Linked DNA regions of Homo sapiens: region 2 is linked to region 1. Evidence: read pairs that join two places in POLR2A ChIA-PET (ENCODE). Cell type or tissue: B cell. All regions are shown on one strand. Each heading gives the region's core, and the rest is flanking DNA. Links, peaks and the distances in the headings are about the cores only. Region 1 has its middle 120 kb from the start of CXCR4. Region 2 has its middle 210 kb from the start of CXCR4.

Region 1 (5,376 bases), core at 303-5,302:
TCTACAGGCCACCAAGAAACTCCTGCTGCCCTGATTGACCTCTGTTAGAGCTTCAGGGACAGGGTGTAGGAAGACACCTTCCTACATGGAAGCAGCAATTAGAGGGACTCTAGAAATCTCATTTCACCGCAGGTGTCCATCCCTTTCTGGTGGCATTGATAACTTTGTGATGGCCCCATCTGCTTTGGATGGCTTCTCCATAAACTCCAGGCACGTCAGATTTCTTTTGTCTGTATGGGTGAAAGGCCATTTGTTGTTGTTTGCTGGTTGGCTGGTTTGGTTTCTTTTTTGAGATGGAGTCTTGCTCTGTCGCCCAGGCTGGAGTGGAGTGCAGTAGCATGATCTCAGCTCACTGCAAGCTCCACATCCCAGGTTCACACGATTCTCCTGCCTCAGCCTCCTGAGTAGCTGGGACTACAGGTGCCCGCCACCAAGCCTGACTAATTTTTTTTTTTTTTGTATTTTTAGTAGAGACAGGGTTTTACCGTGTTAGCCAGGATGGTCTCAATCTCCTGACCTCATGATCCACCCACCTCAGCCTCCCAAAGTGCTGGGATTACAGGTGTGAGCCACCGCGCCTGGCCAGTTTGGTTTCTTTTGTCAACTAAAAATGAAATGCAGGCCTTCTAAACTGACGCTGGATGTGGAAGCCCACTGACAGGTGGGTTCCTTCCCTCTCCCCATCTAAAACCTCCCATCCATCCATGATGCCTGTCCTTCCAACCTCATGAGGTGGCTTTGGAGAAGAAATGAGGTCATTTAAAGCATTACAACAAAACAAGGGAGTTTTTGTTTGGTTTGGGATTTGGTTGGTTTTTCCCTTGTTTTAAGTCATGACACTGAGCAGTATTGCCTCTCTTTCAATGGGTAAGGTAAGCACTTAATTCTGTAGTTCTAACTGAGGAATATGAAGGCCTGAGCTGGGATGTTGCTGAGCATGTGTGTCTCACATGTATGTGTGTGCACGTGCACACACACACACACTCTTACACAATTAGCCAGACAGACTTCCAACATGCCCCTCCATCATCACCCAGGTAAGACAAGTGAAGGGAGAATTCAGAGACAAGAGATTTTCCTTGCTCTTGTGACCCTATTGGCAGAAACACTGGAGGCCTAGACATTTCCACAGCTCCAGTGGTCCCACTGCTTGAGGTGAAAGTAGGAGAGAAGAGGAGAGGAGATTTGGCCTTCACCTCCCATGCCCCTGGGAAGTAGGGCAGTCAGAGGCAGCTCATCTGGAAACTGAGCCTTTGTGAAGTCCAGCTACAGCCTTGGAGATGCTGGTGGAACATACCCACAGCCATGCTCTGATTCTTCACAGCTGCCACAGCTAACCATTGCTTTTGCTCAGTGAAGACCTCACATGGAGAAGGAGCAGAATGTCAAGCCTCAAGTGTTTGTTTCTTTTTTTTTTTTTTTGAGACAGAGTCTCGCTCTGTCGCCCAGGCTGGAGTGCAGTGGAGCGATCTCAGCTCACTGCAACCTCTGCCTCCGGGGTTCACGCCATTCTCCTGTCTCAGCCTCCCGAGTAGCTGGGATTACAGGCACCCACCACCATGCCTGGCCAATTTTTGTATAGTAGAGATGGGGTTTCACCATGTTGGCCAAGCTGGTCTTAAAATCCTGACCTCAGGTGATCCGCCCACCTTGGCCTCCCAAAGTGCTCAGATTACAGGCGTGAGCTACCATGCCCAGCCTGTTTCGATGTTTTTTATAGATTCCCCCCGCCACACCCACAAGCTGCCATTGCCTTTAGGTAGGACAAATGTCCTCTCTTCTCACTTATCTTAGACAATTCCTTAAATCCATCCCTCTACTTTGACTAAAATATAAGCTAAGTCTGGAAAAGCTCAGGCCAGGAAGCTGTGTAAGTGATATCATAAATGTTCTACTCATGGATATAAATGTCTTAGGGCTTTGTCCCCTTCCAGCAAAAGTCAGGCCATTCTGTGGAAAGAAAGGTTAAATGAAGTGAAAATTAGTGACTAAAATGTTCCTCTTTCTTTAGTGAGAAAAAGCAAATCTGCATTTAGCAGCTTTTCTGCTGTCCCAACTCCAGGTATTTAACTGGAGCTAACCACTTTTGAAGTGAAGAGAAAAAGGGAGAGAAGTGAACCCAAGGATGGGAAAGGAGACAGGGCGAGACACCAGAAGGATGGCTGAGCCTGTTATGCCCAAAGCACCCTCATTCTAGAGCTGCATCTACGGGACTGGTAGTTCTCCTTAAGAGAGAGAGAACCACCGTTGAATTATTTGTAGGGACAGGGCAGAGATCACCCACTCCCACCACATCCACACAAGGGGGAGAAAGTCCCAATGTCTGAAAAACAAAAACTTATAAATAGGGAAGTGTCTGAGGCTAAGAAAACCAGCAGACACCTGACAATTTTCCTTACGCAAATCTCAACTAGTATACCAAAACAAGTGACTAAAGCTGGCATCACTTATGAAGAAGTTGACCTCTGTTTTCTACAGTCAGATGACTAGAGTCAGAGTCTTAAAAAACAGGAAGTGCCAGATGTAGTATCAAATGACCCAGACAGTGAAAAGTAAGGCAGAAAACTAAATTGGAAGACAGGAAGTCACAATCACACCACAAACAATACAGATATTTGTCTGAGATATGCTTGGCGGGGTGCCTTATCACGGCCAGAAAATGGAGGAGCACGGCCGAGATGTTTAGCAGAGGCCAGGCCACCAGCAAGGGCCAAACTGACACCCTCCTGGAAACCTCTTCTCTGCAGCTGAGAAAAACTTCAGGGCTTATATTGCTGGATGAAAGTGCCATTTGCAGGCTTAAGGCCAAATACCATTACTAAGCCCTGGGATTTAGCTCCTGAAAGAAAATCTCTGGCCCTCCCCCACCCCACCTCCTCCTTGCCCATCGTAAGAGTAGTGGCCCTCTAGTGTTTCTGGCAATGATTCCTCCTCCAGGTAACAGCATGTTCACCTTGCCCACCCCTCCCCTACTCTCAGTCTCCACTCAGCTGATTTGAGTTGGCCCATGATGCTGACAGCAAACCCCTGGTCATACTGACTGATTCAGGAGTTACCCTTTTGGAGCCCACAAACATGACTCCTGAGATTCTGCTGGAACTATTGGGAAATATAAGCTGTTCATCAACTGGAATTACTAATCTGGTAGCACAAAATCTTAACAGCTGCCAGAAGCTACCATGTGGACAGAACCTGCTGGGGAATTAAAACCAACACAAAGGAAAGCAGCACAATTAACACAGAGAAAAAAAAGAGACTTTGTCTTTAGGATTTGATTCCAAACTCCTGGATCCATCTTTACCTGAAGCTAGGCCACACTGCTGGATGTTTCAGCAGTGAGTCCAATCATCTCTTCTGATGGTTTCAGCTGGGAATCTGTTCAAAGAGTTATAATACAGTAAGCAAAGGGTCTAGTTTCTGGTCTTTATGAGGTATTCAGCAGGACCCTCTCTCCTCTTCATTTGTACTGATTGTCTGCAACTATATTCACCATGAGCCTTAAGCGAAACTTCTTTGTCTCTCTGAATCTTTTCTCCTCTGGGATAAAGAGGTTCAACCAGAACAGGACTCTAAGGTCCTATGCTGAAATGATGATTCCAGAACTTCGTGATATTCTCCTGAAATGTTTCAGATCCATTAAAGCTCAGAATACACTCAACTTTACATTCCAGTGAATGATTTCTATACCTTTTCTATATAGCCCAGAGGGTCAGTATTTGCCTGGACACTTTTTCAATATTACAGAAAACAAGTAAGAAAAATATAAGTTATCTGGAAAATATTGGTTGAGGAAAGTTCTTCAACTAAACATTACCTATGACTCTCTTCTCTAAAATCGAGGTGGCCAAAAGCCACAGGTATCGGAGATGTAAAAGTACTGCCCGTTTCTGCCACCCAAGATTTCTGTGGTCCCTGGGTAGGTGGTAGACTGCTAGTACCACAGACAATATGTGAAGGCACAGTCCTCAGGAAAATACAAGTTCCTTTAAAAAAATTTTTTTGAGACTGTGTCTTGCTCTGTCACCCAGGCTGGAGTGCAGTGGTGGGATCACAGCACTGCAACCTCAAAGTTCCTAAATTTAATTGTACACCTTTTTGATGAACTTTTTATTATCCAAAATTATTTAGGCTGTAAGTGACAAAAACACCAGCTCAAAATGGTTCAGACAAAAAAGCTTATTAATTTGGCTTGTGTAATTTTTTAAACGATCCACATTCAGGTACCCAGGTGCTCAAACACTGTCTTCAGGAACATGTCTCTCTCCCTCTGCCTCTTGGTTTTACTTTATTCTCTGGGCAAGCTCTTCTTATTTATTCATGTAGATAATCTACCAGCAGCTCCAACTTTATACCCTACCAAGTTAGCAGCCCCAGAGGAAAGCAAGCACCTCTTTGTCAATAGTTACATAAAAAACCCCAGAGCTAATACCCATCGGTCCAGCTTGACTTATATGTGTCCATCTCTGAAACAAGCACTATGATGCCAACTGGCCGGACCTAGGTCACACACATATGCCAGTACTCCAGAGGGTGGGGTCAGCTCTATCTGGCCCACACATTGGCTAAGGCTGAGGAAGGGATGCTGACCCCAAGGAAAACTAGAATGCTGCTTCTAAAGGAAGGGGAAATGGATGTGTGGCAGGGAAAAAACAAACACTGCACAGCTCTTGAGCCAAATACAAAAGGCCCAGCCTGGGGTGCAGTATGTTTCCTTCTAAATGGAGGCATCATTCTTTTCTCAAATGGGAGTAAAAAGCCCTATAGAGGGGTAGTGAAGAAGACACAGGAGGTCAGCTCCGTGGGCTGGAATTGAGGGTCAACACAGGCATTTGTCCCATGTGAAACAGCAACCAGTGCTTTGCAGGGCTGTGGAAAAGTTTCATTATTATGTATGAGAAGAACCTAGGAGGCATCTGATGTTGTCAAGGCTGTGCCCTGAGATGTGTTTGATGCCTTCCCTCTGCTCATTCAGGCCCCCATCTGCCTGGACCATTAGGCACTGCCACCATCATCTATGTGGTTAGACAGCACACATAGACCAGGGCCAGCCACTGCAGAGGTAACCGGCACTACCAGGCATCTCACAAGAGCATTGGCATTGAATGGCCTCTCTTTCTATCATGACCAGCTCAATTCCACTGATATTCCAGCTGGATCATGGCAAAGGCCTATTGACGAAAAACAATAGGGCTAGATCAAGGCTCTGGTGCACCTGAGTCACTGTGAGTCATATCCCCTGGAGGACCTTCTCAGCTCACCATTGTCATTAGTTAAAAAGACTCACGTAAGTCCGGCACACAGGAATGTCAAGTAGCAGCCAAGTTTGGGGGTGTTGTCCTTTGGCTTGGAAAATAATTCTCCACTAAGAAGTCCACT
Region 2 (5,376 bases), core at 94-5,093, 89 kb before region 1:
GCTTGAACCCAGGAGGCGGAGGTTGCAGTGAACTGAGATCACGCCACTGCACTCCAGCCTGGGTGACAGCGAGACTTTGTCTCAAAAAAAAAAGAAGGAAAGAAGTGCTTGGAGCCAGAACCAGCAGCACAGCAGCAAACGAGGACGGAGTTTGAATGTAAATACGTCAAGGAATGAATGAACGAGAGTTGGTGTCATGGGCATGGTGCTGGAATGTGCCCTGCCACGTAGCTTTTGTGCTCCTACCAAAGGCTGATGGGGGATAAATGGGGGAAATTTCACTCTGGTGTCAGCCAAAAAAAATAGTTGTAGTTTTCTTAAGGAACTGTTTGGTTTTTATCCACAAATATTGTAGATCTTGTATCTAATCATGTCTCTAACTTTGCATGAAGACAGGGATTTATCCCAGCTTAAGGGCCAAGGGAAGAACTCGCATAGAAATAGCTCAGTGGTAGGGATGACTGGCTTTGTTGGGTGAGTATGTGGTGGTGTCCCTGTGGCTGGACATGACTGGTGTTTCGGAGCCTCGTCATATCCGCTAACAGGTCAAAATGCAGATCTTCGTGAAGACCCTTACCAGCAAGACCATTGCCCTTGAAGTGGAGCCCAGGGACACCATCGAAAATGTGAAGGCCAAGATCCAGGATAAGGAAGGCATTACCCCGGACCAGCAGAGGCTCATCTTTGCAGTCAAGCAGGTGGAAGATGACTGCACTCATTCTGACTATAACATCCAGAAAGAGTAGACCCTGCACCTGGTCCTGTGTCTGAGAGGTGGTATGCAGATCTTCGTGAAGACCCTGACTGGCAAGACCATCACCCTGGAAGTGGAGCCCAGTGACACCATGGAAAATGTGAAGGCCAAGATCCAGGATAAAGAAGGCACCCCCCCACCCCCAGCCCCGACCAGCAGAGGCTCATCTTTGCAGGCAAGCAGCTGGAAGATGGCCGCACTCTTTCTGACTACAACATCCAGAAAGAGTCAACCCTGCACCTGGTCCTGCACCTGAGGGGTGGCTGTTAATTCTCCAGTCTTGCATTCGCAGTGCCCAGTGATGGCATTACTCTGCCGTATAGCCATTTGCCCCAACTTAAGTTTAGAAATTACAAGTTTCAGTAATAGCTGAACCTGTTCAAAATGCTAATAAAGGTTTTGTTGCATGGTTAAAAAAGAAAAGGAAAGAAACAGCTCAGTGTTGCAGGAAAGGCCTGGATCATTATTTCAAAAACTCCATTTCTCAGACTGCTTGTCCTTGAATAAACAATATCTCAATAAAATAATGTAAGGAGAAATTGTATACTATGGCCCCATCTTGGAGCTCCATAATGCACTCCAGTTTACGAAAGGCTCTGAGAGGAGCTACACCAGAGAAACCTGCTGAACCAAACACTTCCCAAATGGGTGGGACCAGTGGATTTCCCTGCCCCACTTTTTAAAAATTTCCCCCGTAAAACACCAATGAATACCTTATAGGACATGAGCCCTCCTCTGAATACACGTTGAAGAAAGCTGACCTTGGTCAATCGCCCTGATCAAAGGTAACACCTAAAAGCGTTATATATATTCTCTCTCTCTCTTTCCTTCTTCACCTTCTCCCTCTTTCTTTTATTCAATCTCCCTCCCTCCTTTCTTCCTCTGTCTTTCCTGTCTTTTCTTCATCTGGAAATTTTCTTTCATTTCTCTCTTCTTCTCCCTCACCTTCTCGAGCAATGTGCTAAGACTGCAATGCACTGGGACTTCCAGGGGTCACCTGGAAACTCCTTGGGCCTAAGAGCCAAGGTTCCACCATAGCTGCAGCTGAACTGGTTTGCCCTCATCCCAGGAGCCATCCAGAGATTCCTATCTCAGCAATTTGCAAATGGTACTAAGGCCTCTGCACTGTTCTCAACAATGGCCCAATTAACTGCCAGTTGCATTTCAACAGCCGGAAGGTTAATTGGCTCACATGACAAGGATGGAGAGTAACCTGCACCCCATTAAATTGGTGTGCTCTCAGTACCATTCCACTGCGCTTTCTGCCCGTTTTCACATGTTCACGAAGCGTCCAAGAGACAAGTAAAAGACCCAGGCTTAAAGAAGAGGAATGGCTTCTCATTAGCGGTCCCATCTAGAAGCCTGCATTTTCTCCCTGTTCTCTGCCTCCCTCCCAGAGGCAAACGCAGGAAGTCATCACACCATTTCTGTGTGATGCTCTGCACTTTTGTCATTTAATGGATTCACATTGTTCTAATTTTTTGGTGTCTGGTCATCTGTGGAAATACTTGCTTTTTATTTCTGAAAAGCTTTGGCTGAGAGGTTTTTTGGTTTGTTCTTTTATAACACACACACACATTTATAGTCTCTAAGACTTCTCAGATAATTACTAGACCGCCGACTCTAACACACTGTTTCATCATATTCAAACTGACTGCCCGGATAGAAATCCATATTCTCTCTCTTATTAAGAACCGATTTCCCTTGAGTAATATCTGCCCTGCTATTTTACTCTAGGTAATATTGATCTTCCCACTCTCCTCCAAAGCGCCTTGCAGAGTGCCAATAATGTTGTAAAAGAAACCTTTTATTAATGAACTCCCCACAGCTTAATTTTGTTTAGATAAGTTAAAAAAAAAAAAAGACAGGAGAAAGGGTGCAACAGTTGACAAACTTTTATTTGCACCAAAAGTCTGGCCACCTGTGGAGTAGTTTATAGGGAGTCGGGGGTGTGGAGTGAGTGGGTGGCACTACTATAAACAAAGCTTCAACCAGCTGCCTGAGAGCTCTGAGTCACACAGAGCAAGCAGGATGTCCCACTAAGATACAGATTGTTTGATTACACCCAGAGACAACAGCACCAAGCCCAGCAGGGACTGACACATCAGGGCCAATCTCTTCACTCACTGTCCCAGCGATGCAGAGGGGCCCCCACCAAGAAAACCCAGGAAGCATTGAGAGTGGCTGTGGGCTGACGCGTCCTGTATGTTTGACGTAAACAGGAGTGTATTTTTTCCCAAGATCAGCCTCTATACAAAGAGATTAAATCAGTCCTATACAGAGGAACTGGTTTTCTCATGCCGACCCATGTTTGCGAATGCTGTCGAAAGTTCTTCAGAATGAAGCTAATCAAAGTGAAAGTGATGACAGGACAGATCGTATTCGAAATCCCAGTGACCTGACCACAGGAGGAGCCCCACCACCGAAACCCTGCAAGGAGGTCAGCAGCAAGACCAGGGCAGGTGCCTGGCAGAGGCCTCCGCATCTGCTGCAACCTGGGCCCTCCCAGCCTCAGCAAAAGGGACTTTGTGGCCACAGCTGCAGTTTATTTCACATTCTATAATGATAGCAACTAGGCAGAAGTGACTGTGGACTGAGCAGAACCATCTTCAAATTTGTTTTTATCCTGGCATAACAGATTTAAGTTAACCAGCTATTGATTAAGTAGAGAACATAAGATAGTTAAACCCACTCTGTGTTCTCCCTCAATATCTACCCCTTTAGTCTGTTATTATGCCAGAAATTCTCTCAACTGGGAACAATGTAATGTTATGATTTTTAAAGCCAATAACACTCTGGTTTACATTAGTTTACCTGAATGTTTGGTTGGATGGATGGATGGATAGATGGATGGGAGGATGGATGGATGTGTCAACCTATAATAAAATATTATAAAATAATCTAAAGAGTCAGAACCACCCATTTGTGAAAAACAAAATTTAAAAGCTGTTGGAATCCAAACTTTCTCTGTTTTTTGTTTGTTTGTTTGTTTGTTTGTTTGTTTGTTTTTGAGAAGGAGTTTCGCTCTTGTCACCCAGGATGGAGTGCAATGGCTTGATCTCGGCTCACTGCAACCTCCGCTTCCCAGGTTCAGGTGATTCTCCTGCCTCAGCCTCCCGAGTAGCTGGGATCATAGGCACCTGCCACCACGCCTGGCTAATTTTTTGTATTTTTAGTAGAAACGGAGATTCGCTATGTTGGTCAGGCTGACCTCAGGTGATCCACCTGCCTGAGCCTCCCAAAATGCTGGGATTACAGGCTTGAGCCACCATGCCCAGCCGGAACCCCAACTTTCAAAGAGTTTATTCAAGTGCAGTTTGAGGATGGCCTACCCGGAAACACCAATTCCAAAGAAATGGAGTCAGAGTTTAAAATACAGAAGTTAAGGTTTCATTTATATAGACAGAGACAGAGGAGTTTTTAGCAGGATTACAGCATTTTTCATAAAGTTGTCACATAGTTACAGCAACTTGATTGGTTATAGGCAGTTTCTTTTTGTAAAGGGTGCATTTGTCACCTTTTACAGAGGGTGTAATAGTCATGGGCTGTCTGTCATCTGGTCTAAGCAAAGCAACACAACACAGGGGAAGTTAGTCTGTAACAATGGTCATTAATTTAGAAGGCAGGAGGTTTTTGTCCTTGAGGTCATTTAATTGCCTCTAGCCATGATAGAGAACAAGAAAAATAAGAAAAATAGTTAATCTATAATCTGAGAAACAAAAATAGCAACTCTATGTGACTCAAATCACACTCACATCTCTCAAAGTGTTTTTTGGGTTCCAACAGCTTTTAAATTTTATTTCTCACAAATGGACGGTTGGATGGGTAGATGACAGGATAGATGGGTGGATAGAGGAATGAAGAATGAGAGAAGAGAAGGTAGGCTTAGACTCCAGAAAATGTAGAACAAGAAAGTAGAGCATGAGATCCTGCCAAACAGGACACATTTTGGAGGAATGCGGAGAATGGCTAAGAGATGAAAATCCGGGGAGTGGGGGACAAAAATGAATATCTTCTTCTCAGTTTTAAGGAAGTATCTTTTATAGTCAAGACTTTTGCTGCTTGTAGAGTCTTACACTATCAACTGTATCATTTCATTCAGCCATTCATTCAACTACTACACTAATTCCTTCCCTTCTCCAACTCATGGAATGTAAAGGAAAAGGACCCAGAGGGAATATTTTCTGGTTAAAGGTGTTTAGTAATTGAGCCTGTTAATAGAACTTTAGAGACCCCACTTTGTTCAGGGGTTGCTATGAGGCATAGTGGAAGCATACACCCTCAGCAGCTGGAAGACCTGAATTCTCTGAACCTATTGAGAGCCTTCAGCTCCTCTGACATACATGAATCCTCTTTTCCTGCTGTTCTTCTGAGTGCTTTACTCCACTCATTAATATGTCCGTAAAGATGAAGTGAAAAGAAAGAGGAAGTACGTTTCAAAACCCTATCATTTTGCAATGTTGACAGTGGAAAGATACAGTGAAAAGGTTAACAAGTTGGTTAGAATGGCATTGAGGGTCAAGTGAGGACTTCCTTTAGTGACCCCTGACCCTATGAGCAGATACAGGAGTTGGTGAGAAACACCATCCTGCAGATTCCACCTGGAGTCACCTCCTCCAGGG

The links. Peaks named below come from ENCODE experiments on the same cell type or tissue, not always from the same donor. Only the 100,000 strongest peaks of a DNase experiment are listed, where the experiment ranks them.
Region 2: POLR2A ChIA-PET joins it to region 1 with 15 read pairs; 10 of 35 experiments call an interaction of 5 or more read pairs at or near these places.

Annotation. Positions count from the first base shown.
Region 1 is chr2:136,236,085-136,241,460 of GRCh38, reverse strand. No RefSeq gene overlaps it. Among named protein-coding and RNA genes, the nearest start is that of CXCR4, 120 kb to the right of the region's middle. RefSeq lists enhancers at 2,223-2,292, 4,925-5,376, 4,522-5,376. In B cell, for the core only: no CTCF peak of the experiment used is centred there; DNase peaks (open chromatin) are centred at 1,340 and 2,450; H3K4me3 peaks cover 1,430 bases; H3K27ac peaks cover 5,000 bases.
Region 2 is chr2:136,325,089-136,330,464 of GRCh38, reverse strand. It overlaps the pseudogene UBBP1. Among named protein-coding and RNA genes, the nearest start is that of CXCR4, 210 kb to the right of the region's middle. RefSeq lists an enhancer at 3,018-3,147. In B cell, for the core only: no CTCF peak of the experiment used is centred there; a DNase peak (open chromatin) is centred at 2,974; H3K4me3 peaks cover 1,222 bases; H3K27ac peaks cover 1,281 bases.